Regions from separate parts of the Homo sapiens genome. Here region 1 is linked to region 2. A link is a loop called in an ENCODE intact Hi-C map of the cell type or tissue named here. Cell type or tissue: IMR-90. All regions are shown on one strand. Links, peaks and the distances in the headings refer to the core of each region. The heading gives the core; the rest is flanking DNA. Region 1 overlaps KCNJ6 (potassium inwardly rectifying channel subfamily J member 6). Region 2 holds the start of LOC101928368 (a long non-coding RNA gene).

Region 1 (14,799 bases), core at 2,998-10,997, 120 kb after region 2:
CAACCTTCTGATCATAACTTTGCTCCCTCAATCAATTTTTCTCCCAATAGTGATGTTTCCTAAGTTGGCTTTGTGGTTTATGTATCAGTCTTCTGTGAGTTTAGTTCATGTGAATCTGCGCCTCCAAGATCAATACTCTCTATAGGCCTGATATGGTTTGACTGTGTCCCCACCCGAATCTCATCTTGAATTGTAATCCCCATAATCCTCACATGTCATGGGAGGGAACTGGTCGGAGGTAATTGAACCATGGGGTCAGTTTCCCCCATGCTGTTCTCATGATAGTGTGTTCTTATGAGATCTGCTGGTTTTATGAGCATCTGACATTTCCCCTGCTGTCACTCATTCTCTCTCTTGCCGAACTGTGAAGAGGTGCCTTCCACCATGATTGTAAGTTTCCTGAGGCCTCCCCAGCCATGTGGAACTGTCAGTCAATTATACCTCATTCCTTTATAAATTACCCAGTCTCAGGTATTTCTTCATAGCAACGTTGAGAACAGACTAATAATGTCAAGGCCCTTGACAAAGCCTAGCTGTTTCTCCTGCTGGGCTGAAGGTGAGACTCTGGAACACAGTGACGACTAATCATTACTTGCCAGGCTCACCCAGCACAACATCACCATCCCAGCCATGCATGCGCTGCAGTCGTTTCTTATTAATATCATAACACTGAGACTGCCGACGATGGCTGTCATTGATTCCAGCTTACCACATGCCAAGCACGTTACGCGAATCCTTGCAGTAAATCCTCACAGTGACTCTATGGGCAGATACCATTATTGGTGTTAGTTTACAGAGGAGAAAACTGAGACTAAACCAGGTGAATAACTTTTCCAAAGATCTCATCACTGGTGGCCAATGGGGATAACTGGATTGAGGCCAGGCAGACTAGTGCAGTCAGTGTACCTAACCGTCCATTGACCTGATCTCTTAAACCAGCTCTCTAAACACACCAACCACAACTAGCTGAGCATTGCTAGCAGTGTGCATACTCGTCTAGGCTTGGTGTCTTTTCATTGACCCTAATCTATAAGTGTTTCTGCACTGAAAAGCCTTTTTTAGAACCCACTATGTAGGACTAGAAATAGAAATATGAGCAAATTATTGACTTTCTCACTCTCCCTGTTCTCTCTTCTTAAACCTCCAGCATCTTCTCCCCATCCTCACTCTTAGCTGAAGACACAGCTTCCACCTTCACCAAGAAATCTGTCACCATTACAAGGGAACATCCACAAACTACCAGATCACATCTATCCACGCTTCCACTTGTACCTTTTATCCCTCCCTTTTGCCCTCTACTGGACAGCATTGCTCAGCATTTACCTCATTCCTCAGCATTTTTCCAGTCCTTCCCATCAGCTGTTACCACTCCACCCTGCAAAGAAAACTGCGTCTTATCTCCACTCCCTCTTCAACTTCTATCTCCATTTCTCTGCTCACTTTCACAGCAGAACTCCTTAGAAAACTCGGCCATACTTGCTTTTCCCATTTCCTCTGCCTCCATCTCTCTTAAACTCATCCTAATCAGGGGTTCACCCTCTCCCTTCCCTGCTCCCTGGAAGCTGCTCCTGTCTGGGCCCGCAGTAGCACCCAGCCCAATGGATGTCATCACTGGGGGAGGAGGCCTGTCTTGCTGGCCCATCAGCCGCAGGCCACACCTGATCATCCCTCCCCCTTGAAACGTCACTTTCACTTGGTCTCTCACCAACTCCTCTTTTCTTTTTCCTTTTCTTTGCTGGTTTCTCACTATTTGGGATGCCCCAGGGCTCACTAGGACATGTTCTCTTCTCTATCCTCATTCTCATTTTCAATACCCAGTGGCCAGATTTATTATCTCCAGCCCTTGAACTCCAGACTCATATAACAGACTGACAGCTTGACTTCTCCATTTGGATGTCTAATAAATATCTCAAAATTCACCTGACCAAAACTGAACTTTGATACTAGTCTGGATTTAATGTCATTTAATTTATCCCAAATTATAAGTATTTATGCATTCAAAAGTCTTTCTGATGAACCCACTCTGTAGGGTCTAAGGATAGAAAGATGAACAAATTATTCACTGTCCCACTCAGCCACACCCACGCCTACACTCAGCTGTCCTCAGGGCTCTCTGATGAACACTGGGAGGAATGATGGGAGGGTGACAATGCCTTCTTCCATTTGCTCAGGCCTCAACCTTAGAGTCACTATGTCTGTCCCTTTTCTGTGACAGTTCACATTCGATCTCTTAGAAAGCCCTTTAAACACATTCACAATCCAAGCACGGCTCCACCTCCACCACTGCCACCCTCCTGACCCAAGCCACCATCTCTGCAATGACCTGACTGGCCTCTCTGTGTCCACTGCTGTGCCCTGCAAAACTATTCTCAGCACAGCAAGCCACGGTAGTCCTTTCAAAACATAAGTCAGATTCTGGCAGTTCTGCTCCAAACCTCTTTCTCTCAACAAAGCCAGAGTCACTCTATGCCCAGCAGTCTGTTTCCGACGATTGGCGAGGTCCTGAGAGCAGGGCTGTCTCATGGGGACACATGCTCCTCCCCTGCCCTCAGCCATAAGTGATTCTAGAAATGAATGTGCAAGGCTGGTGGAGCTCTCTCTGGAACACAGTTATCCCCTTCCAGAGTGAATTATAATTCTCCCCAACAAACAGGCATTATTTTTGTAAAATAAAAAAATCTTATTTTAAAAAAGAATTGAAAAGCAGAAGCCTTCCAGGACTTGAACCACAGTTGGCCTATTCCCTCTCTCCCCAGCACAGTGCTTAGCGGGGAGCCTCCACCTTTCCTATGAATTCAAAATGCCAAGCTCGCCCATCCTGCTTCCTCCTCCCCCTTCTTCCCAGTGCTTTTTGACCCCAAGCCAACCTGGAGAGCCAGAGGTGGGGACAGAGTGAGCAGCCAGGGCGCTAATCTTCCTGGGGGCCAGGTCACAGGAGGCTCCTGGCTTCTACCCTAGGGTTCCTCGGGGTTTAATTGCTGGTGGTTTTATGCTTCTGAAGCTGCTGCAGGATGTGCAGCTGCAAACAGCTTACTGTTTCGATTTTCCCTTATTGCTGGCCTCACACTTCAATACTTATGTGAAACTTAAAAGTAATTTTCTCTTTGAACCAGGCTCAGAAGGTAGAAGGAAAACCATGGCCTTTTCCACAGCAGCCATCTCAGGGTCAGTGACTATCAGTGCCCACAAACCCGGCCTCCAGAAAATGGAACTCTTGTGCTAGTCTGCAGGTGTTTCCATACAAGGAACACCTCCGGTGGGCCTCTCAGCCCCTCATTTATTCTTTTAGTACTAAATAATTCAGGGCTCTAACAGCGTTGGAGGGTGGCTTATAAAGTTGAAAAGTAATTTGTAAAGATCTGCAAGTTTTGACTCTGTGTTGAGCTTTGAAATAATGAAGAATCAATGGGGACCATCGATAGTATTAGCCAACATTTAATGGGCTCAGAACCAGCTATATAATTTGTGGGGCCTAGTGTAAAACAAAAATGCAGGGCCCTTTGTGCAAAAATTGTTACAAATTTCAAGACAATGATGGCAGAGCATTAAATCAAGCATGGGGCCTTCTGAGCATGGGGTCCTGTGCAACTGCCTTGGTGGCAGGCCTGTGTCTGGGCACAGGCTGTGCCAGGCTCTAAGGTACACACTGGACCGGGCCGTCTCATTTCACACTCACCAGACACTTTGGGACAGACACCCATAATATTCCCATTTTACAGATGAGCTAACTGACGGTTTCAGGGGTTAAGTAACTTGCCAAAAGTCACCCAATTAACAAAAAAGAGAGCCAGGATTCAAATCCAGGTAGTCTGATCCCTAGAGAAGCCGTCCTCAAAGAGTTATATTTTTAATATTTTTACTATCCATGCTTTCCTATTACAAATAACATTCATTTTTGCATCATCATAGTCATTACTTATCCCAGGACATTTGAAAAAATAAGAAAAAGCCTAAAGAAGACAATTAAAATCACCCAAAATAATGATATCAGTGCATATATGTTCTGTCCTTTTTTCAAAGTATATTTTATATACAAAACAAATTTATGTTATATATGTATATATGAAATATATATATAAATTAAACACCTCATTTACAGCATTGCATGTCTTTAGGTTGAGAGTTGAACAAACAGGCTCACTATGAAACATACGTGGGTGGATCCATGTAGACAGGCTGGAAAACCCAGCAACAATTGGACAAGTTGGCCAAGTCCAAGTTCAGAGGGGCTGTGGGGATAATGTAATACATGAAATCACATACTTTGAAGTAGAAGCAACATTAAACCTGAGGCAAGACCTGAGGCAAGCTTGCTTCAACCACCCAAAAAATCATGGACTGCCAGTGCTCAAAGAGTGAAGAGTCCCCTGTAAATATCTGTAGCTTCACTATTTAGTTTTTCTTGTGGGGTCCAAGTCAGAATAAACTTAACATTTTTATTACTATGAGTCATGTTCCAAAGTGCCCTGCCCTTGAGTTGATGTCGAATGGTTTTACAAGTTTTTTGTACCTGGATGTCATTGAAACACTATTTGCATGTGCTATAGTGAACCCAGAATGGTGGGATTAAGTTAAAAAAGGCAAACCCACCAACGCCTAATTGGGGAAATAGCAAACTCTGATTTAATCACAGTGATAAAATAAAAATCCACCCTCTCACCTTTTCTCCCCAGGTCTCTCCTGATAACTCTGAAAGTCTAAAACAGCAGTACCATTCTTCCCTGCCAAAGGTATTATCTGCAGTTTCTACCATGAAATACACAGGTCAACAGTTGGTAGGAAAACTGACCGCATGAGAACATTCCTGCAGTTTTTATCTAATGATGTTGAAACAGCTCTCTGCAGGATGTGCAGAGGGAAAGAATCACTGATCTGTGAGATGCTTCTTCCCTCAAACAGAAAAACTTGAGTGTCAAGTATAAAATCCAGATGAACAAGTTGCTTTCCAAATAAAAGGAAAAGAGCTGGAATATTCTGTTAATGCATCAAACCTAATGTGGAGTAAATGACATTAAATCTTGGCTAGGCTAACAGGCCACCGAGATTTAGACCTGCAGGCTAAGTTGGCTCTTCCTTATGGAAGGCAGAACAGAAATACTGCTGCTCAACGTGTATTTCCCCACCTACAGTCGGATCGGCCACAGGTGGCCTTTGAGGACACTTGTCCCTCTCACTTCTTCCTCTCCAGAGGCTGATTTCCTGGGACTGTGGATTTGAACACTCCATTGTTTTAGTTGGAACTTAATAGAATACCAGGTTTCAGAACAAAAGTGGGTGTATATTGTCTGTCTCTTTTTCTGGCGCATGCCGGAAGTTCATACACTTAATTTATTTGACATTTTGCAAGATAAAGCACAAGTTGGAGAAGAGAAAATTCAAGAGAAAGAAAAGGCATCATAAGACTTTTCTTAAAGAAAGTGTATGTCAAAGAAATGACTTAATTCTGAGAGTACACTCCATAGGAATGGATGACTAAATGGTTTCATTTAGAGACAGCTCTTTTTGTGAGTTTCTGTCCTCTATCAATCTGCACGGTGGAAACAATAAGCACTGAGCTTTGAACAACCAAGGTTTGAGGGAGAAAACACAGTAAAATGCTAGTTTCAAAATAAGTAATCTTCAAGCATAATTGAATTATTCCTGAGCATGGAGTTGTAATGTCATATCCCATTGTGACTACTGCTGCATTTGTGGGATTTTTTTTTTTTAAAGAATTACCTTCTTTAGAGAGGAACAGAGATAATAAGTATTTTTTATCAATATCCTCATATTCAACCTCTTTCCCTAAACTGTGAATTGAAATTCTAAGCAAATAGCTTTGCAGAATTGCAATGATTTGCTTAGCAGTGTTCTGAGTTAGGCAAGTAGTGAAACCAGCTCAGCACAGCAACTGCTTTCTAGGCATCCCTGTGGTGGGCCAGCCTGCCCTTCCAGCAGGCTTGCAGGTCTACCAGCCTCCTGTTACCAAGTCCAGCCCAGCCCTATGGCAAGAAACCAGGACTGGCATGAAAGATGGAAGAGCTTAGCATGAGGCCTTACCAGCACCAGAAAGTAGGAAACTTGTGTGCTCCAAGCATGCGCTTCTTTTTGCCCGGTTGAAATTTGATCAAGGTACCAAATGTGTCTAACATACTATGTCTACCACTGAATCACAAAGGGAAAAATACAGGTGGGGCTGGGTGGGGAAAGAGGGTCCGGGAGGGAAAGGTAGAGCGGTATGTGGGAGGGGGACAGGGGCATGTGACGACCAGCACTCACCCCCACTGGAAGGCTGTCTGCCTTGTCACATGCTTGCTGTGAAAATGGCGATCCCGTGTGATGTTCCTGATAGACCAACACCACAGAGTTTCACAATTATTTGTGCGTATGCCTGAATCCAGTACTAGACTGTGACCTTCTTGAGGGCAGGGACCGTGTATTGATCATCATTCACGCCTGCATATGGCTCTTCAGGGAGGTTTGTAAAGGAGATGATTGAGAAAGACCATAGGAATCTATCCTCAACAGCAAGTCAATGCAACAGACGGTGATCTTGCTATGATCTGGCTAGGTGCCAAGTACAGTAGTGAGCTGAGTACTGAGTAATGGGAGTGGTCATGCATGAGACATATTCCCTTCCCCCAAATTGCTCAGTGTCTAGATAGGGCCATGGCAGGTTTATGACTAACTCCATAGAGAATTTGTACAGGTCAGGATGTTAGCTGAAATTGACTCTGAGGACAGGGAAAGGTGGTGTGAAATGCCTCCAGAACAAAGGTGGGTTGCATTTACTGGACCCCCTGCAGCACGTATGCTCCCACTGGATTCCTAGTGATGCTCCAGCACTAAACTTGTGATTATGAGGCTTCTCTGCACTGGAAAAAGGCAGCTCAGTGGGCAGAGTGGTAAGGGGGTTGGCTATGACCTATACTGGCTACTCCCAGCTCCATCCCTGCGTGAGTGATATCCAGGACTACACTAAGTTCACTGTGCCTCAGTTCATCCGAGATCATGTCCAGGTACAGAGGAAGGCCTATTTGCCCAAAATAACATTGCTCTCTTCCCCGGCTGAAGACTGGGTCCTGTTTGTTTCTAGGGTTACAGACAAAGTAAAATTATGGAACTTGCCAGGTATCAGGAAAAACTCAATGTCTGCCTTGAAATGAAGTGTGTGTGTGTGTGTGTGTGTGTGTGTGTGTGTGTGTGTGTGACAGAGAGAGAGAGAGACAGAGAGAGAGACATGCATGTCGGATTGGGAGGAGAGATGGTTCCAGGTTGGATAAAAATATTTTCCAAAAAGAATCTTGGATTTGAAGGTGGCCTGTTATTTTCTATAGGGTCCAAAACGGAAGTAAAAAAACCCTTTGACTCACCTATAGGTTTTTATAGAAATTTACACCTAATTTCTTATTTCAAATGGATGAAATGTTGGCTGGGCATGGTGGCTCACACTGTAATCCCAGCACTTTGGGAAGCTGAGGCAGGTGGATCATTTGAGGTCAGGAAGTCGAGACCAGCCTGGCCAACATGGTGAAACCCGGCTCTAAAAATACAAAAAAAAAAAAATTAGCCGAGTATGATTGATAATTACAGGTGGCAGGCACCTATAATCCCAGTTACTCGGGAGACTGAGGCAGGAGAATTGCTTGAACCCAGGAGGGAGAGGTTGCAGTGATCCGAGATTGCACCTGGGTGACACAGCAAGACTCCGTCTCAAAAAAGAACAAAATGTGCATTGTCCAGGAAAAAAGGAGTCACAACAGCTTTTGTCAAGCACATTGTACACCACCTCTCACCTCTGCAGAGAAACATTGGAATTTAGTCCTGGTTTGGGGGAAACTCAGACTCTCGCATCTACAAAGGGCATGGGCCATGCCAGGGCTATGGGCCAAACTCACTATCTTCTTCCCACTCAAGTGAAGGAGGGAAGTGGGGAATGCTCCTCTGTAAGATCCCCAAACAAAGAAGTCCTGATTGATAAAACGGCAGGGATGGGAGCCTCAGAAAATGGGATTCCCAAGAGTGAGGGAGGAAGAAGGAAGTGCACAGTCAAGCAAGGGTTAATCAGACGGCTTTGCATTTTCTGTTATTGCATTTTCTGTTACCGCCCTTCAAAGGTTAATAGATGGGCCATAACAAAGGACTTCCTCAGGAATACATTTAGGAAATTTTGGGATCAACAAAGTAAGTGTTTTTATCCAGGGCTTTCCAGGCGTGAAGCATATTTCCCAAGCTGGCTTGACATCAGAGTCTTTTTAGTGGAAGACCTATTGACAACTCACGAATCTCATCCTCCAAGGAAAACAGATGAGAACCCTGCTCTAGGTTGTCAGAAGGCAAACTTCAAAAGAATTCAGAGAACATGTGGATAAGAGCCCATGGATAGAGATGGCTCAGGAGGGATGGGAGGATCTGAAAATTAAAATCTGACAAGAAAAGCTCAAAGGGCACAGAAGAGGCAGAAGGGCAAGGCAACTCAAGTCAAGACTGCCCATGACAACTTGAGCTGATGCAGACGTGGAGAGTCTGGAGGCAGGCAGGCAACCTTCCCTCTGTGCTTTTTTTTCAGGGGTTCACTAAATATTTATTGAGCCTATTTTCTGTATCAGGGGCTGAGCCTAGCACAAGCTGGGATGCACCCAAAGGAAGGCAGTCAGGAGTGGAAAGCTCCGGGATTCTGATGTGGAGAAAGTTGTAGAAAGTAAATATATTTAGTCTGTGTCTTAGTCATCTCGGGCTACCATAACAAAATACAATTGACTGGATGGTTGAAACAACAGACATTTATTTCTCACAGCTCTGGAGGCTGGGAACTCTAAGATGAACTGTTGGCAGGGGTCAGTTCCTGGTAAGGGCTCCTTTCCTAGCCTATAGATGGGCAGACCTCTTGCTATATCTTCACTTGGCCTTTCCTCTCTGCATGGAGAGAGAGAGAGAGAGAGAGAGAAAGTGCTCTTCCTCTGCTTCTTTTGTTGTTGTTGTTATTGTTGTTTTGAGACAGCATCTTGCTCATGCTGGAGTTCAGTGGCACGATCACAGCTCACTATAATCTCCAACTCCTGGGCACAAGGGAGCCTCCCATGTTGACCTTCCAAAGTGCCGGGATTACAAGTATGAGTCTCCACCTCTTCTTCCTCGTCTTCTAAGACCACCTATCCTATTGCCCTCATGATGGGCCCCACCTTCATTACCTTATCTAATCCTAAATACCTCCCAAAGTTCTCATCTCCAAATGCCACCACGCTGGGGGTTAGGGCTTCATCATATAAACCTTGTGGGGACATGAACATTCAGTCTACAGCAGTCTGTAGACAAAAGGACAGCTGGGTCCTGACAGTTGCCTTCAGGTGGACAGTAAATAGGGCAGTGCTAAGACCAACAGGAGGAAATTTGTGACCAGAGACTTGGGGGTCTCACAGCTAAAGCTGCTTAAACATTATAGGGCTTCTGTGTTAGGTAGCAAGTGCCCTGTCTTTGGAAGCATCCAAGCAGGGGCTGGCAGTTTTCACCTTAAGGTTGTTACAAGTGGGATTCCTATGGAGGTGAGAATTCAGTTAGAAGCTCCCAGACCCTCCACTTCTACAGTTTTATGTGGGTTCACTCCATAAGCATTTTCTTCCTTTTTAATTCTCTACTGTGTGCCCAGGATGGTTTTTCTGTCCTGTTTCCAAAGCAGTGTGAGCAGGAGGGGGTTGTAGCCTTGGGTTGACAGATGAGCGTGCTGGGTATACAATCAATATGTGTGCTCAGAATCCACACAACAGGCTTGGGTTTCTTGGTAACAGAAGTGCTGGGGAGATGGGGCTGCTCTATTAAAGTTTAGTTTCATAAACCTTATCCACAGAGGGCGATGAAAACTACAGCACATGGGCAGGTGGCATCAGGAAACCACTGCATGACTGGGCATGGATTTATTGCACTCTTCAATGCTCCTTTATGTGCCACTTACACGCAGCAAATACCAGCCCTTCGCCCCCAGCCTTTCCTCTTGCAGGGTCACCCATTAATGGAAGAAGGCAGACAGGTATAACTATGTTTCTTCACTTTGGCCAAATTCCTCATGGTTTATAGAAAACAGCAAGAGGTAAGGCTTGTGAGAATGGACAAGCTCCAACTGTGGTGGGAGGCAGGCAGGGACACAGCAGGCCAGTCACCACGGGCACTTTTAGTGCATTTGCCATGCCCAGCATCCTATTGCTACTAAATCGACTTAAGCTCGACAAAAATAAAAACAGTCTCTGCCTTACAGGCACTTTAGAGTTTGCAAACTGCCTTCATGCATGGAATGTTTCATAGGACACAAAGAAAAGGCAGCAATATTATTCCATAGTCATAGGGCTTGTGTGTGCGTGAGTGTGTTGTGTGCAAACAAGTGGGCATGCACATTTGTGTGTGTGTGTGCACTCATGAGTGATAGTGCATGTGTGTGGATGCATGTGTGTATGCTCATGTGCCTGTGTGTTTGTATGCATATGTGGGTCTGTATGTGCATGTGTATTCACGCGCTTTTACGCCGGTGCAGGCCTTCACTCTAGATAGTAGAAATAAGAGACCTGAAGTCTAGCTCCCAGCTCTGTCTCCAAGTAGTTGGGTAACCTGGGAGTTGCTTCACCTCCTTATGCCTTTGGCAGTTTTTGCTGAAAATGTAGGCTTGCCCCAGAATCTAGGAGTTGATAAACTCTTTTCTAGAAAGGGCCAGCTATTAAGTATTTTACTCTTTGCAAGTCCCATGTAGTCTCTGTAATAGTTTTATTTTCTCCCCAACCTTTTAAAAATGTAAAAGCCATTCTTAGCTCAAGCCTTACAAAAACAAGTGGTCTTGTGGCCCTGGAATAGAGCCTGCAGACCCCTACAGATTACCCCTTTTAGCCCCAGCAGGATTGAGCCCCTGCCTAAATGAATGAGTTGTCACTAGCATGCATGCTTCATGTTACTGGGGAGCTTGTCATCTGATGGTCTTGCTTGACCAAGCACCTAGTGCCAGGTGGGACATGGCTGTGTTTCCAGGTGCCAGGCGGCGGGCACCGTCTTGGCTTCTCTGCCTGGGGGAAGGCTTATGTAAATGCATTTGAAGTTTCCCTGCTCCCAAAGTCCCGGGCTTCAGAACCAGACAGGCACGGGTCTGAATCCTCATTCTGTCACTTTCTGATTGTTTAGTGCTTGGAAAGTCATGTCACTACTCTGGAACTTGGACAACTGTGTTCAAAATTGTTCAGATTCCTTTCAGATTTGAAATTGTCAGATTGACTCTTAGTGATGCTTGACAGTTAAGCATTTTGAATCCCTTGGTAGGTATAAACCTTTAATGTTTGCAGGGGCTAAGAAATAAGTGAGCCCCTGTTGGCTTTCCAGGTTGGTGACCCCAGAGGACTGGTGTTCAAGGAAGCTGCCTGTTTGCCAGAAGCTGAGCTGCAATCCACAGAGGCATGAATGCTCGTCCACTCACCTGTTCTTCATCATGGGATGCATCTGTGGTAAGTCTATGTGTCTCCTGAAAAGTGTTCCAGAAGGTTGGCATCTGTTTAAAAAGTCTAAAGCAATGAAGTCACCTTACTACTTTGCTCGTGTAGAAATCTTTCTACTCGGGGAACTGCATGTCAGGATTCTTGATTCTCTAGTATGTCTGGGCCTATAAGCCAGGTGTGTCGTCAGGGCTCTATGGATGCATTTCCGCACCTCACATCCATCTCACTTAAGAATGCATCAAGTAGCGCAGCAATGGCAGTGCCTTCTGCAGCTTAGAGGGAGGCACAGGTGTTCACCTTGTTCCTCTCAAGTTCATGGTCATGCTTGCTGGGCTGGCGGGCTACCACGACTGAGACCCTCGTCTCCCTCACTCCTCCTTTCCAGCTTCTCTCTGCATCTCAGCTTCCTGCCTCCTTTCTGTTTCCATCACAGCCTTCCAGGGAGCATCATCTCTCTGCCCGCATCTGTAGTCTTTTAAAAACTGCTACTCCATTGTCTACCCTGTTGCTGGGTTAACCTTCCCCAGAAGCCACATTGCCTTCTGCTACCCCAAGTTACCATTTACTCAGAAAACTTTCAGGCCTGCCCAAAGCCCCAAAGTAAAAGTCAAATTTCACAAAAACTCAGAGTTCCATAGTCTATCTGCCCCCAACCTACCCTTCTATCTTTATCTCAGAATATCTTTATAAGTAGAGTCACCTGGCTCTCATCCCCAGGGACCTAGGACCACTGGGTCAGGAAGAGGGGCAGACACTGGGCTGAGAGCTGTGGCCTGCAGGAACCCACTGCTTAAACCAAGCTAGGCTACTTATGGGTCCTAAATAATGTGCGTCTCACTTCTACAGTCAGAATAAAATAATGGAGGGCATTAATTATAAATGACTACCTGCCCTCCTGCTTCTCAACCTTCTGCTGCAGTTTTCTGCCTCCTTTGCCTTCAATGCTGGTCTAGAGCTTCTTGTTCTCAGAGAAATCTTCTTCCTTTTATCTCAGCACTTATGGCTGTTATTTCTCTGCCATGCTTTCTGAGCACTGTAGATGGTTCCCTGTGTTGGGATCCATCTGTCTAGCCAGTCCTATCTCATTCTGTCCATCCTATCCCTGGATTGACTGCACCCTGAGTGCTTGGTGAAGAAACAGGTTAGAATTAATTCTGAACTGAAAATCATTTCCTAGGAAAGGCCACTTCATCACATAGCAGGGCTCATGGGGTCCTCTTGGGGGAGGTACAGTGGTGGGGAGCAGAGGAAAGGGTCTGACACAGCCACCTTTGTCAGTATTGCCCCAAAGCCTGGAAGACATGGACACAGGTGCTTGTGTCTTATGGTAGGCAGAATTCAAAGGTGGCCCCCAAGATCCTTGCTGCTTGGGGGACACACACCTGCTCCCAATTATCCAATCAAATGCTAAACAGAGACTTCTGAGAAGAAGAGATACAATTAAGATTCCCAATGAATTGACTTTAAGAGAGGGAGATGATCCTGTGGGGGCAGACCTGAGCACTTCAAAGTGACCCCATTCTTCCTTGCAAGAGAGATTTGAAACATGAGAGGGATTCAAAGCATGCAAGCCCACATGGAGGGGACACGTGGTGAGGCACTGAGACAGCAGTCCCAGGAGGGGAGCACAGTCTCCACCTGACAGCCACAAGAATGGGAATCTCAGTCCTGCAGCCTCAAGGAATTGAATTCTGCCAACAGCCACGTGAGTTTGCAAGAGGACCCAGGAATGAATGCAGCCCTGCTAACACCTTGATTTCAGCCTTGGGCAAAGCCCAGCCAAGCCTGCACTTCTGACATCTGGAAGCTGTGAGATGATCAATGGATGGTACTGCAAGATGCTAAGTTTGCAGTCACTTGTTATGCAGCAGTAGATGACTACTGCATGCCTTCTGCCCTCCAAACTTGCCTTTCTCGAGGTTATTTTCCTTTATAATTTATTAACACATGGCATCACCAGGCTCATGAATTGCACCAAGGAGTCCTGGGAAGGCTGTTATCTCTTGGTGGATAAAATGACACGATTTGCTTATTACGGATCCAACAGACATTCTCCCAGAGCAGAGTGGGCTGGAAAGAATGAGGATCCTCCACTTCTCAAGACTCTTTTTGCTACCTGCTGCCAAAATTCCTAGCCTGTTAACCACAGCTCTCCAAAAAATTGGGGGTAGGGGAAAGCTTATATTTTTTAAAAACCCAACTCTTGATCTTTTGTTATCAGAGCTCCAAGTTAACCTAACTCTGCACCAGAGGCCTGGGTCATGTTTAATGCTGGACTAGAGTATGCAGCTGCTCACTCTTACTGAGACACCCTTGGTTTCTCAGTGTTGCCTGGTGACAGCCAGACACCTGGGCACCACCTGCAGGTCCTTGCTGCCATGGACCAGTAGCTTTTCCCCGAAAGTAAGAAAACAGAGTTAATAATTTGGGTTTGGGGATGGATCATCCTGGGTCTTTCCAAGCTCCTTAAAGAATCTCATGTAATTAGAGCTAACCTGTCCCAATTTCAAATCAAAAGGTAACATGATTAATATACTCTAAAAATAGAGGTAGCTAAAGGCACTTTTAATAAGGCATCACGCATATAGGCTACTTTTAAGTATAACCTACGATTAAGTCTCTGGATTTGCCCGCTGAAGGAAGCTGAAATTGAGAACCCCTCTTAACAGACGAAGAGCTGCCTGCTGCCTCTCCATTTTCACTTTGCAACTCTTCAGCCTCCTTCAAAGCCTAGCTGTCACTCTGGCTTCAGAGCCATTTCTAGAACCTCTGGCTTCCACTTTTTGAGGGCTGGAATCGTGACTTTCAGGTATCTTTTCCCCAGCCCCTAGCAGTTTGCTGACACACAGAAAGCCCTCAGGGAATGTTGATTTAATTAGTTAAAATTCAACTATTTCCCCCACCACCTGATCCAACCTTGTTTTTTTTTTTTTTTTTCTTTTCTAAATTTCACTCATCCTCTGTTCCGGCTGACAGACAGTAGTGTGGGCCATCCACCCCCACTCCCAGGAAGAAAGCCCTTCCTTCCCTCTCCTACCCTCACCACTGCCTGAAGGCTTCTGAGCCTGCTTGGGAAGCTCAGCTATGGTCTCCTGGTGACCAAGGAGTTTCCTGCATCCTGTTATCCCCTGCTGAGAACTTTGGTCAAGTCACCCTTGTGTGGGAGGCTCCCAAAGTGAAATAACTCTTAGACCAACCTTGTAAAGAACCACGGTAGGGCTGCTCTGTTTTATAGCCATACCTTACCCCAGAGTTAGCACAGGGTCCTGTATTGACTAACCCTCCCCCAGCCCCATCCTCATGCCTGGTTATGAATCCCAGGTTGGCTTCCTGCAAAACCAAGCCCCTTCCAAGT
Region 2 (14,799 bases), core at 4,189-12,188:
TGAGAACACATGGGGACACAGGGAGGGGAACATCACACTCCAGGGCCTGTCTAGGGTGGGGGGCTAGGGGAGGGAGAGCATTAGGAGAAATACCTAATGTAGATGACGGGTTGATGGGTGCAGCAAACCACCATGGCACATGTATACCTATGTAACAAACCTGCATGTTCTGCGCAGGTATCCCACAACTTAAAGTATAATAATAAAAAATGCAATATTATTATTAGAAGCTAAAACTTGGTAAGAATGGGAGCCTACCTGAAATTGCTATCTGGTTACACACTCAAAAAACCTTTGTTATATGTTAAGGTAAACAAAATTTACTACACAAACTACAAGGCCTCTGAAATGAGAGAATCTCAAATGTATTTGAGTTCCATGATGTCTTTTTGAATAAACCACTAAACAATGAAGTAGGGAATATTTTTGAGGGTGCTGAAGGAATGGACTGATTTTTATTTTTTTGCTTAAGCAGGGCCAAGAGAAAGCAAGAGAGGGCCACACACACAGAGAGAGAAATGCAGTAGCCTTTGCCCCTAATCTCATGAGAATCTGCTAATTTTCCAATCTCTCACTGGAATATTTTATGCCTAAAATAATTCACGATGTGGCTGTAGCATGCACTGCCCTGGACTGCTGAGCATTTTAGTAGCAAAACATGGAGAGTGTTACCTGCTGACCTGCTAAGGAGCATGGGCTCATTCCCATCCCTCTGTGTGCTAACACTGGGACCAGGGAGAGCAAACGGGAGGTGGGACGCTTATTGTTATCAGTATTATGTGCCTATTTTCACACTCATACGTAAGAGCACCCTGGGAATGAAGTGCAAGGTTCAACATTCCTGTGTTTAGAGGAATGTACTTGCTGAGGCATGAGAAGTATGAGCAGACTGCGAGGCTGTAAGAAACTCAGTTGTCCCGGGATGCTCCAACTCTGAGGGTGAGTTCCCCCTCTAAATGTGATGTTTATGGTATCACAGGAGGGTCCTGACCAAAAGTGATCCGGGCACTTTGTACTTAGTTTCTATGTATGATTGTGCCAGCTTTCACAACATTCCCACACTCTTACCAGAAGGGAGAATGATGAACTCATCACAAACCAATGTAGTGTAAGCTCCTTCACCCTATCTCGGGGTCTTTGAAGATAGAAGCTGTGCTTTCTTGATCTGTGTGTCCTCAGGCCCTAGTACGATGCCTGACATATGATAATTCCTCAATGCATTCTTGATAAGTGATTGTTTGAATGAATGAATGAAAGAGAAGGAAGACATTTCCACTGGATTAATGAAACGCTAAGTTGGAAGAGTGCATTAGGAACAGTTAAAGAATGGGCAGTGATGGAAAGCTATCTACAATGTACAGAATCTTGTTACTGTGCAGATTTGAGTCAGCCTTTGATGACTACTGATAGCTATGTCACCTAAAGAAGAGCCTTCAGGAATCTTGGATCTGTCGTTCACCCAGTGGGAGGTGGAGAAGCACTGTAGGTCAAGGCGGGCTGCTCTGTGTCCTCATGAGACCTTGGGCACCAGGGCCAGCCATGCTTTGGAGGGGTTTTCCAGGATCAGTTGCCTTGATTCAGCCCCAGTGGCCCTGCTACACTGATCACAGCTGGTTGGACCAGAGGTGGACACCTGACCAAAAAGGTAGCTGCAACAGGCTGACCAGCATCCTAGGAGGTGGTCTGACATGAAGCTCTGCCCAGTAGATTTCTATACACATGGCGGCTGGATCACCCAGTCAAACCTTCTCTCCCAGGAAGTCTGAATATGAGCTAAATAGAGAAGCCAACAGCAGCAAAAGCCGAGAGGAATACAGAGGGAAGGCATTAAGCAGAAGCTTTTAAGGAGAGGGAAAGAGAGGAGAAACAATGCAGGCAGAAAGAGGAATAGAGAGGGAGGTGCTGGGTCCCACACATGGCAGACACGCTGCCACAGGGTCACCATAATGTGACCGTGCTCATAAATCCTGGGGACAAATGAGGCTTCAGTTCCCAGGAATCCTGGCTAGGCGGCCCCAGACACATTCAAACAAATCTCATGACCCAAGGCAGCCCCTAGTTCTTCCTGCAACCCTGAGGAGCCTCATTCCCAAATTTCACTTCTTGGGTCCCAGAGCCAGGCTGGTGTGGATGACACAGAAGGAAGACCTGTGACTGTAGGATGCTGTGTGCTGTGGGAAACCAAGGGGTTCTGTAAACTGTAGGCTCTGCCCCTGCCCTGGAAGGGATTCATACTGGAGTTAGAAAAGCCAGAAAAATCCACACACAGGTGTCCAAGGTGTTATATATTAAGTAGCCAAAGTGAGAGAAAAGACAAGGGCTGCCAAGAGTAAGAAGTGAAGAGGGCAAGGTGGGCTGGGCAGGGAACACAGGGAAGGCCTCGGAGCTGGGGACTGAGTGCTGAGGGTGGGCGAGACGGCCGCATGGAAAGGTGCTTGCAGACATGTGCACAGGGTGGCAAATGCCTGCAGCGTGTGCAGCTGGGCTGAGAAAGGCAGCTCTGGTCTCTGCAAATCTGCAGGGGTTTCTGGATGCCTAGAGTGACCAGAAGCACGGATTGAACCTGTCAAACAACCCGAGTGAGTGGACAGGGCCCAGATGGTATTTCCTGACTTGGGGGCCAGCTGTGATCCTGAACGTCCCCTAGTGCCCTGGGATCAGCACATTTGAAGGCATGTCTGCGTTTCTTCCTGGGAAACACAGATCTCTGATGAAGATAGGCTATGATGTGAGAAACTTCAACCAGGCGTAAATTGCAAAGGGCAGCAGAGTGTTCTGTTCGCACATCAAGAACGTATCCCAGCCTTAGAAACAAAATAGAAACGGAGAGCTGAATCTAGAGAGCCGGACAGCAGGCTGCCTGGCAACCACCAAGGAACACGACGCTCTTAGCCTGGTTCTGCTCCTACTGTGCAAAGGGCAGTCTGGAGATAGCAGGTCAACATCCACTTGGAATCGAAAAGGTTAAAAAAGCATGCATTTGGATGGCTCTCTGTTCTCTTTTTCTTTTCATATTTGTTAGTGCCTGTTACCTGCAGATCGAGGGAACGCTGTCACTAATGTTATGTTTTATAGGCGAGCCTTTGCTGAGTAAGAGACTACACTCAAAAGAATCACCAGGACCCTCCCGATTTTCAAGGCAGGGGGCAGGTCCCAGTCCCTACACTCCTTGGTCTCTGAGACATCGGACACTATGCCTTTCATTCCCATGGGATGCTCTCATTTTCCTTGGCTAGGTCTATTACATTGAGAACAAGGCTGGGCCCTTGAGCATGTGCTGCCTGACTCTTTAGAGCACGGGGTGCCTTCCTTGTGGGGTCTGAAATCAAAGACAACATGCCTGCAGATAGTTTTCTTGAATTTTTGAAGACATCTGGGGCCTGGGCCACACATAAGATACTGCAACCAGCTAATAATTAAACCTGGATGCCACCTGCCAGCTCATTCTCCAGGTTTGGCAAATGAAACACACATTACTAGAGGAAGGACATCTTTAGGGGAAGGAAGGCCCATCTTTAGGGGAAGCTGCATCCCTGGTATCTTTAGAACAATGAGGCTTCCCCAGAAAGGAGGGCTTCTGAGACCTCAAGGAGACAAAGTACTGTGAATCTCAAGTGCCGCTTGCTTGAGCAAAATGCAACCGACTTTCTAAGAAACCATGAGATTTCTGAATAAGGAGAAAGGGCTTTTATCAGGGTTTTTCTAGCTCCATAGTTTGTTAGCAGAACACAGAGTTGGATATGATAGCTTGAAGCCTGTGGTATGAACTGATGTGTCTTTCTAGGGTTTGACACTTAGTAGACACCCCACAAATGTCACTTGGTTACAGAAATAAGTGAAGGTTTAAAATGAAAGAAGAAACGTACTGTGTCTTTATTTCCTGTGGCTCTAGCTGATCCGGGACAATGGACTGAATGCCATCATGAGCCTCAATGGACTTACCTGTAAGAAGGGTCACGTGAGATTCCAACGCTAATGAGCGTGAAAGGTTTTTGCAAACAGGAACTGCAGCACAAAGGAGAGGTAATATGTTGCTGTTGGGTGAGGTGTCCTGGCTGGGTTTGCTTTAGTCCTCACTTTCGGTACATTTCCTGCCTAAGATATTTGTGATGGTGGAAGAAAGGCCTGGATTTCTTCCTTTAAGATTAGGAGTGGCTAGTTTCCCTTTTGGGGGCTGTTCCTAGGACTTGAGGCACCGTCTCAGAGCTGAGGAGTAAGCAAGGCTAAGCCGCAGTGCAGCTGGACAGAAAGCCGGAGAGGTATTGCTGGGCTTCTGGAAGTCCCTGAAGGGTGGAGCTTCTCAATAGGTAGCAAAATGACAAACTCTAGACAACTCCAGGATGTGTTCAATGATAAAACACAGGCTCTGGAAGCTGGCCTGAGAAAGAAGTCTTAATTCCTTAAGGACCCGAGCGAGACCCAGTTCTAAATCTTAGAAAAGAAGTTTGCAAGTGTCTTAGTGGATGCAGAGTCAAGATAAACAGAATTTTCTAGCACCGTGGAAGGAACAGAAATTACAATAAAGAAGAAATAGAATCAAAAGGAACTTGGCTGACTTTTATAGCTTCTGGTTGTCTATTTCTGGGACATCTATGTTCAGTGGCAAAATGAAAAAAGAAAAAAAAAGAAAAAAACAACTACACAAACACACATGCAAAAGCTTTCAAAGAAGGCAAGAAAAAGCTATGCCCCTGGGATAGAAGGCTCTTTCCTGAGACTTTCTTTGTTATCCTAAGTCCTGCAAATCTTCAAATGTTACCTGAGAGTGTTTCATCTGGAATTCAAAGTCAAAACCAAAACAAAACTAAAACCCAAAAAGAAAGGCAGGAGAGAACAGCTAGTCTTGAAAATAGGCAGACTAGTTGAGGGAAACAAATCTGTGTGTGCTTTGCCATGAGGGGCAACTGAAGGAAGAGAGGAGCCTGGATTATCCATGATTTAAGTATTTGTAATTGAGGGAACAGAAAAGGTGTCCTCTCTCTGTGTTTAGCCAGCAAGGGAGCATGGCTGAGTTGCCTTGAGCTCCTGACCCTATCATGAGAAGCCATGAAGGGGTGAGGTGGGTGCTACCATGGGCCAGCCTCCGGGTGAGAAGGATGGATACGAGGGTGCGGTACAGGCAGCAGGAGCTGTGCCAAGCAGAGTGGAGGCTGCCCCTTTCCCCAAGCACATCTCACACTGCACCTTGGCCTTTGGTGGAGCCACTGACTTCTGGAGAGCCCCATGCTGTGTGAGTGCTAAATGCGGAATGCAGGCACTTTGTGAAGTCTTTATTCGGTGGCTCGAAATGCTCAGAGCTTGAGAAGAAAAATCAACACCAAATGGGTTAGCTTCCTCTAGATGCTTTTGGATGAAAGCTCTTCCAGGTTCTGTGGATGGATGGACGCTGACACAGCACCCTCGTTTGTAAAGCAGGGCTGGTGGCATCCACTTGGAGGCTGGCACAAGGGTTGTGTGGGATTTCCCTGCCCGCCAAGCTCCTAGCCCTTGATTCAGTGTCTGTGGCTCCTTTAGGACCTGTGCTGGACCTTCATTAAAAACCAACAAAAGTAGGAAAACTGATGCAAATAAAAGAAATAATACCACAGATGACCATTCATTCCATGTCAGAAACAAATGCCTGGATATTCCTTTATGATAAACCTGGAGAGCAGGAACCACCCATTGAAGACAGTGTGGGCCACAGACCCCACGGTCAGAGAATGGGTGGTGGGAGCAGGGCTGGCGTGGGGGCCTGGGAGAAGGCAGGGGACGTGCGTGGAAACAGAGGCGCAGTCTGGGTGAGGGGTCCAACCCTTAGGCAGCACTGACATCTCCCCGCTATGCTGGTCTCCACCCTGGCCCCAGCATTCACACTGCATTCCTGCTTTGCAACTGTGAACCCTGTGAAGCACCGAGTGGAGTGTCCAGCCTGGAGTGAGCACTCCCTCACAGTGTGATGATTCCAGCCCAGAGTGAGCACTCCCTCACAGCGTGATGATTCCAGCCTGGAGTGAGCACTCCCTCACAGCGTGATGATTCCAGCCTGGAGTGAGCACTCCCTCACAGATTCAAGCCCGGAGTGAGCACTCCCTCACAGCATGATGGTTCCAGCCCAAGTGAGCACTCCCTCACAGATTCCAGCCCGGAGTGAGCACTCCCTCACAGTGTGATGATTCCAGCCCAGAGTGAGCACTCTCTCACAGTGTGATGATTCCAGCCCGGAGTGAGCACTCCCTCACAGCGTGATGATTCCAGCCTGGAGTGAGCACTCCCTCACAGATTCCAGCCCAGAGTGAGCACTCCCTCACAGCATGATGGTTCCAGCCCAAGTGAGCACTCCCTCAAAGATTCGAGCCTGGAGTGAGCACTCCCTCATAGTGTGATGAGTCCAGCCCAGAGTGAGCACTCTCTCACAGTGTGATGATTCCAGCCCGGAGTGAGCACTCCCTCACAGCGTGATGATTCCAGCCTGGAGTGAGCACTCCCTCACAGAATCCAGCTTGGAGTGAGCACTCCCTCACAGTGTGATGGTACCAGCCTTGGTGAGCTGTCTCTCACAGTGTGATGATTCCAGCCTGGAGTGAGCACTCCCTCACAGTGTGATGATTCCAGCCTGGAGTGAGCACTCCCTCACAGCTATGATGTTTCCAGCCTAAGTGAGCACTCCTTCACTGATTCCAGCCCGGAGTGAGCACTCCCTCACAGTGTGATGATTCCAGCCTGGAGTGTGCTCTCCCTCACAGTGTGATGATTCCAGCCCAGAGTGAGCACTCTCTCACAGTGTGATGATTCCAGCCCGGAGTGAGCTCTCCCTCACAGCGTGATGATTCCAGCCTGGAGTGAGCACTCCCTCACAGTGTGATGATTCCAGCCTGGAGTGAGCACTCCCTCACAGCATGATGGTTCCAGCCCAAGTGAGCACTCCCTCACAGATTCCAGCCCGGAGTGAGCACTCCCTCACAGTGTGATGATTCCAGCCCGGAGTGAGCTCTCCCTCACAGATTCCAGCCTGGAGAGAGTACTCCCTCACAGCATGATGGTTCCAGCCCGGAGTGAGCACTCCCTCACAGTGTGCTGATCTCATTTGTTGCCAAAGCAATCATTCCCTATTACGGAGAAGAGAACACCATTTTGACTTGCATGAGGCCACACGCCTAGTCACTGGCTGGCTCGAGCCCAGGTTCTGACTTGAAATCCAATTCCCACAAAATGCTTTCCTTAGCAAATGATTCCTAATTAATACAACAACAGAAAGGCCTCACAATGTCAAATCTTAGAATGAGATCAGGTTTCCAGCAGGTGTCCCTGCATTCACCCACCTCCTGCGAATGGCTTCCTGGCATTAGGTTTCAGGGTGTCACTGGGTGGGTTGAGGGTGTGGGGATGGTGAGGGAGGAGACCCTGGGCCTGGTTTAGTGGAGGGGGAGAGGCTTCACCTAATTTTCAGGGGTCCAGCTCCAGTTGACTTTCCTCTTTGTGCTCCTAGGCATGAATCCTTGAGCGATTAAGACAGTGGGAGTGACGGGGCAGAGTCACCACGGAGGTGGGTGTCTGCAGATGTCTGTGAGGCTGATGGTGTGTGGGTTCTCTAGGGTCCTGTAACTTTATTATCTTTAGACTCAAAAGGTGTTCTGGGATCATCGTATTTGCATTGGTGGGAGTGTGTGTAGAATAATAGCAGTTATTTTGGGAGAAGTTACCCTGCGCCAGGTGCTGTAAATATCACCTCCTCCTTCCATTCTTAAGATGGGAGTATCCACAGTGGTAAGCTGGTAAACCAAGTGTCCAGAAAAATTAATCCCTCATTTGTAGTGTTTGCTGATTGCCATGATGTGAATTGCTTTTACCACTGCGGATTTCAAGATTATCGACCATTCACAGGATTCCTGAATATCTACCCGTCAACTCTTATGAGCCAGAGGAACTGGCTCTAGTACAAATAAGCCAAGTAAGGGATTGTACAGACATAGGAGTAAGCAATAGAGATTTTTTTTTTGAGACAGGGTCTGGCTATGTTGCCCAGGCTGCAGTGCAGTGGTGCCGTGATAGCTCACTGCAACCTTGACCCTCTTGGGATTAAGTGATCCTCCTGCCTCAGCCTCCCAGGACCACAGGTACATGCCACCATGCCTGCCTACTTTTTTGTTTTTTTGTAGAGATGAGAGCTTGCTGTGTTTCCCAGGCTGGTCTTGAACTCCTGAGCTCCAGTGATCCTCCTGCCTTGGCCTCCCAAAGTGCTGGGATTACAGGTGTGCGCCACCGTGCCTTCCCGGCCTTAGATATTTTACAGGCGAGGAAACTGAGGATTAGAGATCACATGGCTCAGCCCTGCTCACATGGGTTGCAAGAGTTGCCCTCAGTCTGACCCCCAAGGCCATTGCTTTTAAGTCCTCCTCTTGACAGCCTCCTGGCCCCTATCTGAGGCTCAGCTGAGTGGTGACTGTTCCATGTTTGAGGCTGGGGAGGAGATCAGCTCGCAGTTCAGCTTCCTGTCCCCCAGGTGGCAGGGGCGGTCCTGGCTGGGAAGGCTAATTTGTCCGGGCTGCATCTCTGTCCTACTCTCGCCAGCTCTGCCACAGGGCCTCTGTCTTTCCCTTGCGCTTTGAGGTTTCTCTGGGTGCCTCACCCTCCTCTTCTTGTTCCCAGACACACCACTGTGAAATGAATGGCGGGACTGCACTGAACGGCAGAATGTTTGAGGGCTTGGTCATACAGCTGGAGGGAAGAGTGAGACCAGGAAGAGCTGAAACGCGGCCTCTCCATCCCTGTTACAGCAGCACCTTTCTCACTGGGCTGCAGGCACCCTGACCGCAAAGGTGTTCTCACAACCCCGCAGGGTCTTGCTCCTCCCTGTGCCGCCAAGCTTGCCACTCCATCTGCCTGGCACGCTCATCCCCGCCATCCCCATCACTGGCTTCCCATTGTCCCCTGGGTCTTGTCCTTGAGGAAGCCTCACAAGTCATCCTGTCTAAGTAGCACTGTTGGTCTTCTCCATAGAACCTTCTCTTCCTTTCCTGGCATCTATATCATCCTGGAACCATTTTATCTGCGTGTTCACCTGTCCAACCACACTGCGATGGTTTTAAAATATGTTCTTAATTCTTAGACACTCCTTCCTTCCAAAGGCAGAGTGTCATTCCTCTCCTTTTGAGTGTGGGCTGGACTTAGTGATCCCGTTCTGCAGATGAGAACATGGCAGAAGAGGTGCTGTTAGGACTTCTGGGCTGGGTCACGAAAGGACAGCTGCTGGCTGGCCTGCTGTCTTTTGGACTGCTCTCCCCAGGGGCAGCCAGATGCTACATCGTGATGACACTCAAGCAGTCCTACCCAGAGGCCCATGTCAGAAGGAACGAATGCCTCTCACCCACAGGCAGCACCAACTCGCCAGCCACGGCTACGAGCTGCTTTAGAAGTTGACTCAGCCCAGTCGAGCCTTCAGATAACTGCAGACCCAGCCAACATCAGATGGAACCTACAAGAGAATAAGTCCTGGTCCCGACCTGCCCAGCCAAGCTGGTCCTGAATTCCTGACCCACAGAAGCTGCAAGAATAATGTCTCCTGCTACTTTAAGCCACTATGTTTTGGCATATTAGGTAGCAATGGAGGATTAATATAAATGTTGAAATGCTATGATTCCTCATTTCATGGACAAGGAAACTGAGCCACAGAGAATTTACACGGCTCACCTAAGGCCACACAGAGTCAGAATTTGGACAGAGGCAGTCTGATTCCAGAGTCCACACCCCTGAGCCCTGTACTACAACCTCCCTCCAAACAAGGCACCATCTCAAACAGTGTCATTTTTCCTGTGAAGCCCCGATTAGGTGGTGGGCAGGCACAGGATCTTTCCCTCCCCAGACAGATGTAAGTCCAACAGCGTGAGGCTTCTGACAGCTTGGTGCTCCACACAGGGCAGGGGTGCAGAGTCCTGCCTGACCACCAGCCATCCAGCTGTCACGAGCCAGTACCCTTGCTCCTGGGTCTGACTGGAACTTCAGGCGAGTGTCTCATGCTTAAGAACCTGCCTTTTTCCTTTTATCCCTATGTTTTGGGATGCAAGAAAATGCCTCTCAGATGTGGTGTGGTCTCCTGGCACCTCACCTAGGATGGGAGGCCTGGGATAGAGAAAGGCTCAGGTTCCTCCTGTCTCACCTGGGCTGGGAATGAAGGACTGTTCTCCCTTCTCTTCAACATACATTCTGGAGGCGGGGTGGGGAACTGTCTTAGGCCTGGGTCAAGAGGGGAGGGCCAGACGGTCTTGGGCTGAGTGTGCTGAGCTCAGAGAGGCACATGTGGATGAGACAAAGCCAGGCAGGTCAGGGAAGAGCCAGAAGAAAGATGCACTTTGTGGGTCCTAGGCATCTGGGTTCCAGGCTAGGGAAACTGGGCAGGGAAGCCTTGCCAGGGGACGCCCCTTAGAGTAAGGGCCAATGGTGGTGTTGCGTGTGTGTGTGCTATGTGCTGTATGTGGTGTACGTGTGGTATGTGTGGTGTGTGTGCTGTATGTGTGTTGTGTGTGCATGTGTGTGCGATGTGTGTGTATGTATTGTGTGTGTGTGTGCATGTCTGTGTGTGTGGTGTGTGCCATATGTGGTATATGTGTGTTGTGTGTGGTAGTGTAATGTGTGTAGAGTGGTGTCTGTGTATGTGCTGTGTGTCTTGTGTGTATTAGTGTGTGTATATTTGTGTGTTGTATGTAGTGTGTGTGTATATTTGTGTGTGTTGTATGTAGTGTGTGTGTATATTTGTGTATGTGGTGTGTGTGTTGTGTTGTGTGTGTATATTTGTGTGTGTTGTGTGTATGTAGTTTGTGTGTATATTTGCGTGTGTGTTGTGTGTATGTAGTGCATGTGTATATTTGTGTGTGTGGTGTGTGTCGTGTGTGTGGTATGTGTGTATGTGTTGTGTGTATGTAGTGTGTGTGTATATTTGTGTGTGTTGTGTGTATGTAGTATTTGTGTATGTGTTGTGTGTTGTGTTGTGTGTGTATATTTGTGTGTTGTATGTAGTTTGTGTGTATATTTGCGTGTGTGTTGTATGTAGTGCATGTGTATATTTGTGTGTGTGGTGTGTGTCGTGTGTGTGGTATGTGTGTATGTGTTGTGTGTATGTAGTGTGTGTGTGGTATGTGTGCATATGTTGTGTATAGTGTTGTGTGTCGTGTGGTGTCTCTGTGCGTGTCTGTGTGCGGTGCATGTTCATGCACTCACTTTTGCACCTGCAACCCATGCTCACTGTGCTACACTTTCCACACCTTTTGCCCCAGACCCTGATAAGGTCCAGGGAGGAGGGTGGTGAGGAATGCCTGCAACGATTTAATTAGGAATAAAGAGGAGTTGCTGATCTGGTTTAGGGCGGGCCAGGAGTCTTTTAGCTCCAGAAGGACAGGGGTGTCTGTCAGCTGTTTGCTGCTCATAAATTCCCCAGTGTGTGTGCAGGATTGCACCTATCCTCTGAGCTACCTGATGCTGGGGTCTTGACCAGATAAGAACACCAAATATCCTCTTCCTTTCTCATTAGTAGACAGGCCAGGCCCATCTGAACCCACTCCTCTGGCTCCCTGAGGAGTGTTTGGGTGTCCCCGCACTTAGCATCCAGCACAGATGGCTCCTTCCAAAGCCACACTCCAGTGGCTTCTTTGGGGTGGATGTAGACGCTCAGCCCATGGAGAGCAGCTCATCTAAGTTACAGCCCTTTAGAGTAAGGGATGTGGATGAACAGGTGAGAGGCTTCCTGCTCGTCATTAGAAATTTTTAAAAACCACGTGGTCCACAGGTCTTGAGGCCAAGGCTGATGGGCTGGCTGGGCAGGAGCCACAGGAAGAAATCCACAGGTGCTGGCCATGTGGAACTGCCTGCCAAGTTTGCTGGAAGCAGAGCCCGTTTCTTTTTTCGGCAGCCTGAATAAGAGGCAATGGGGACCCTGTTGAGGTCAACTCTTGTATGTTACCAACGCCCACAGCTGTGTGCCTCCTCTGAGGACATTCGAGTGGGCTCACCACGATGACATGGGCCTTCTGCTGGGGAGGCTGGGCCATTCGGTGACCTGTGGCGCTGCGCTGTGTGATGATTGCTGATCAGCTGTGGCTCCCAGGCCAGCTTACACATGACGATCCCCTGGGGAGGTTTTAAAGATTCCAGTGCCTGAGCCCCACTCCAAGCCAATGAAATCCCAGCCTCTGGAAGTAGGGCCTGGCATGGGCCTGTCTGCAACACGCCCCAGCTGTTCCTAATGGGCAGCCCGGGGGTAAGAATCAGCGACTGAGAATAACGATGTTCCAATCTTGATTCAGCCGGGGAAATCTTTCTTCACACAGATGCTACTGGAGTGAACACAAGCAGATGAAAACAGGGCTGTCTAAATGACACGCAGCCACCAGTGACTGCCCGGGCTCCCGAGAAATCCAGATTCATCAGGACCCACTGATTTGGGCATCTGATGATGGCATGTGAGGAGGAATTTTCCAAAGTTTCTGGGAGAGTACAAGGCAAGTCACCACCCGCTCCCAGCTGTGTGCCTTTCCTGGGGCCAGACCCTGCAGCAGCTCCCACCTTGTCCCACGCTGGATGGCAGCCTGCTTGTAGGGGGGGCCTGCAGACACCTTCTCACCCCACCCAGGACTTGAAGGCAAGGGTGGAATTTTTGGTGGATGCGATGATCTGTCTTCTCGTGGTAAGGAGGTGATTCCCTGAACAGCTGGGACAACACCATCACCTCGTCTTCCTTTCTCCTCTCTTACTTCCTGCTCCTGATCCTAGAGGAGCCACAGAGCTCGGCCCTTCCCCACCCCCGCCTTGATGTGGCTTGGGCAAGCTAAGGGCAGGTGGCTCTGTGTGTCATGAAGTCCTGTAGGGCCTGCTCCTGAGACTTTCCTGCCCACTGAGTGGGATTACTGAGTGACAGCTGGCCCTCTCAGTGACTGTGTGCCTCACCCTGTGCTTCTGGTATCTGGACAATGCCCTTCCCAAACAGGAAGTGTTTGAGCCATGTGTTCTAGATACATGGCTGTTTTTCTCTTGTTTAAAAACCTTTGTGTGTGATGTTCCCCACCCTGTGTGCAAGTGTTCTCATTGTTCAATTCCCACCTATGAGTGAGAACATGCTGTGTTTGGTTTTCTGTCCTTGCGATAGTTTGCTCAGAATGTGGGGGGAGGGGGAAGGGATAGCATTAGGAGATAAACCTAATGTAAATGACAAGTTAATGGGTGCAGCACACCAACATGGAACATGTATGTTCATATGTAACAAACCTGCATGTTGTGCACATGTACCCTAGAACTTAAAGTATAATAAAATAAAACAAAAACCTTTGTTTTACCCCTGACTCATCTCACATATCTACATACTCAAAGGCCATGTTTGTCTAGGAGTAGAACCAAGTCCCTGATTTGACAAAGTGAATTATTATAACACATTTGTGTTTAACATGCAGGTGAGTCATAGATGAAATACCACCTATGGAAACTGACAGTCGCTGCTATGCCTTTCTTGGACTATGGTGAGTGAGATTGAGGGTCTGGTAATGCAAGAGGTACCTAGTCATGGAAATGAATGGAGAAGCAGCTGGTTTGAAGGGACTTTCTCCTTCCAAAGTAATAAGCTGAGAAAACGGAAAGGTGTGAGCCATCAGCAGAGTATTTAGGAAGCATGACAGATGGAGGGGACAAAGTAAGAGAGAGACTTCAGCTTGGGATGATTGGAAGAAAAATTTGAAGATATTTACTTTTTTTTTTTTTTTAAGACAGTTTTGCTCTGCTGCCCAGGCTGGAGTGCAGTGGCACAATCTTAGCTCACTGCAACCTCTGCCTCTTGGGTTCAAGCGATTCTCCTGTCTCAGCCTCCTGAGGAGCTGAGATTACAGGCGTGCGCCACCATGCCTAGCTAATTTTTGTATTTTTAGTAGAGCCAGGGTTTTGCCATGTTGGCCAGGCTGGTCTTGAACTCCTGACCTCAGGTGATCCACCCACCTCAGCCTCCCAAGTGCCGGGATTACAGGTGTAAGCCACCGAGCTTGGCCAGAAATTTACTTTTTGATGGTGCTTTCCAAAATGAGTTTCCAGGCAGTCTGCAGTCAGTTGTATTTTTAAGGTTGAATGGGTGTTTGGTCATCCCGTGATCTTACAGTGCTTTGAAAGTGCTTTCAGAAACTGCTGCAACTGAGGGGAGAATTGAGGGTGGTTGATGGGGGAGATGCAAGTCAGGCAAACCAGCCAGAAGCCTTGCTCTAAGATGCAGGCCAAGAGGCACCGCAAATATTTCACTTCCAAGCCAAACCTTCCTTCTCAGGGGGTGAAGCAGTGTTGTGCTGGAATCAGCTGTACTGGCCTATGAGAGCCAATTGTTAAATTTTCAGGAATTTTATAAGCTGGTTGTTAAATAAGGCTATTTTCAAAATTAAATTATATAAACTTAATACTTAATTATATTAAAAGCAAAGGAAATTAATACTCAAAGCTTATAATCTTTCTACTTATTTTGTCATATTTTACTGTGTCAATGTTCTTGGGGTTGTTTCCGTCTGTTGTGTCTGCATGGTGGAAACACTTCATATGACATGCCACTGCACATCTCTTTTAAATTTTGTGTTCATGACATCGCTTTGATAGCTGGAAATTGGCCATGGTGGGATATGGATACCAGGGAGACTGTAAAACAAAACCAGTTTGGCTTGTTTTATTGTTCTGTCGATGATCAAGATCAGTGGTTCTGAACTGGGAGGATTTTTCCTCCAGGGACATTTGGCAGTATCTGGAGGCGCCTTTGACAGTCACAGATGGAGAGGGTAGGGGTGCTCCTGGCATCTAGAGGGTGGAGGC

The links. Hi-C counts contacts between places; a loop is a spot of excess contacts. Peaks named below come from ENCODE experiments on the same cell type or tissue, not always from the same donor. Only the 100,000 strongest peaks of a DNase experiment are listed, where the experiment ranks them.
Region 1: it touches region 2 in a loop (3.0-fold over the local background); 2 of 110 quality-filtered maps call a loop at or near these places.

The regions. Positions count from the first base shown.
Region 1 is chr21:37,872,569-37,887,367 of GRCh38, forward strand. The region is part of intron 1 of KCNJ6 (potassium inwardly rectifying channel subfamily J member 6); the gene reads right to left. Among named protein-coding and RNA genes, the nearest start is that of KCNJ6, 36 kb to the right of the region's middle. In IMR-90, for the core only: no CTCF peak of the experiment used is centred there; DNase peaks (open chromatin) are centred at 4,823 and 6,583; H3K27me3 peaks cover 334 bases.
Region 2 is chr21:37,750,678-37,765,476 of GRCh38, forward strand. All of the region lies in intron 2 of KCNJ6 (potassium inwardly rectifying channel subfamily J member 6), which reads right to left. It overlaps LOC101928368 (a long non-coding RNA gene), which reads left to right and starts at 860. Exons shown (of 4, transcript XR_244309.5): 1 at 860-939; 2 at 3,893-4,023; 3 at 7,469-7,525; 4 at 8,629-9,835. RefSeq lists an enhancer at 4,677-5,524. In IMR-90, for the core only: a CTCF peak has its summit at 8,480 (motif pointing right); a DNase peak (open chromatin) is centred at 8,494; H3K27me3 peaks cover 2,107 bases.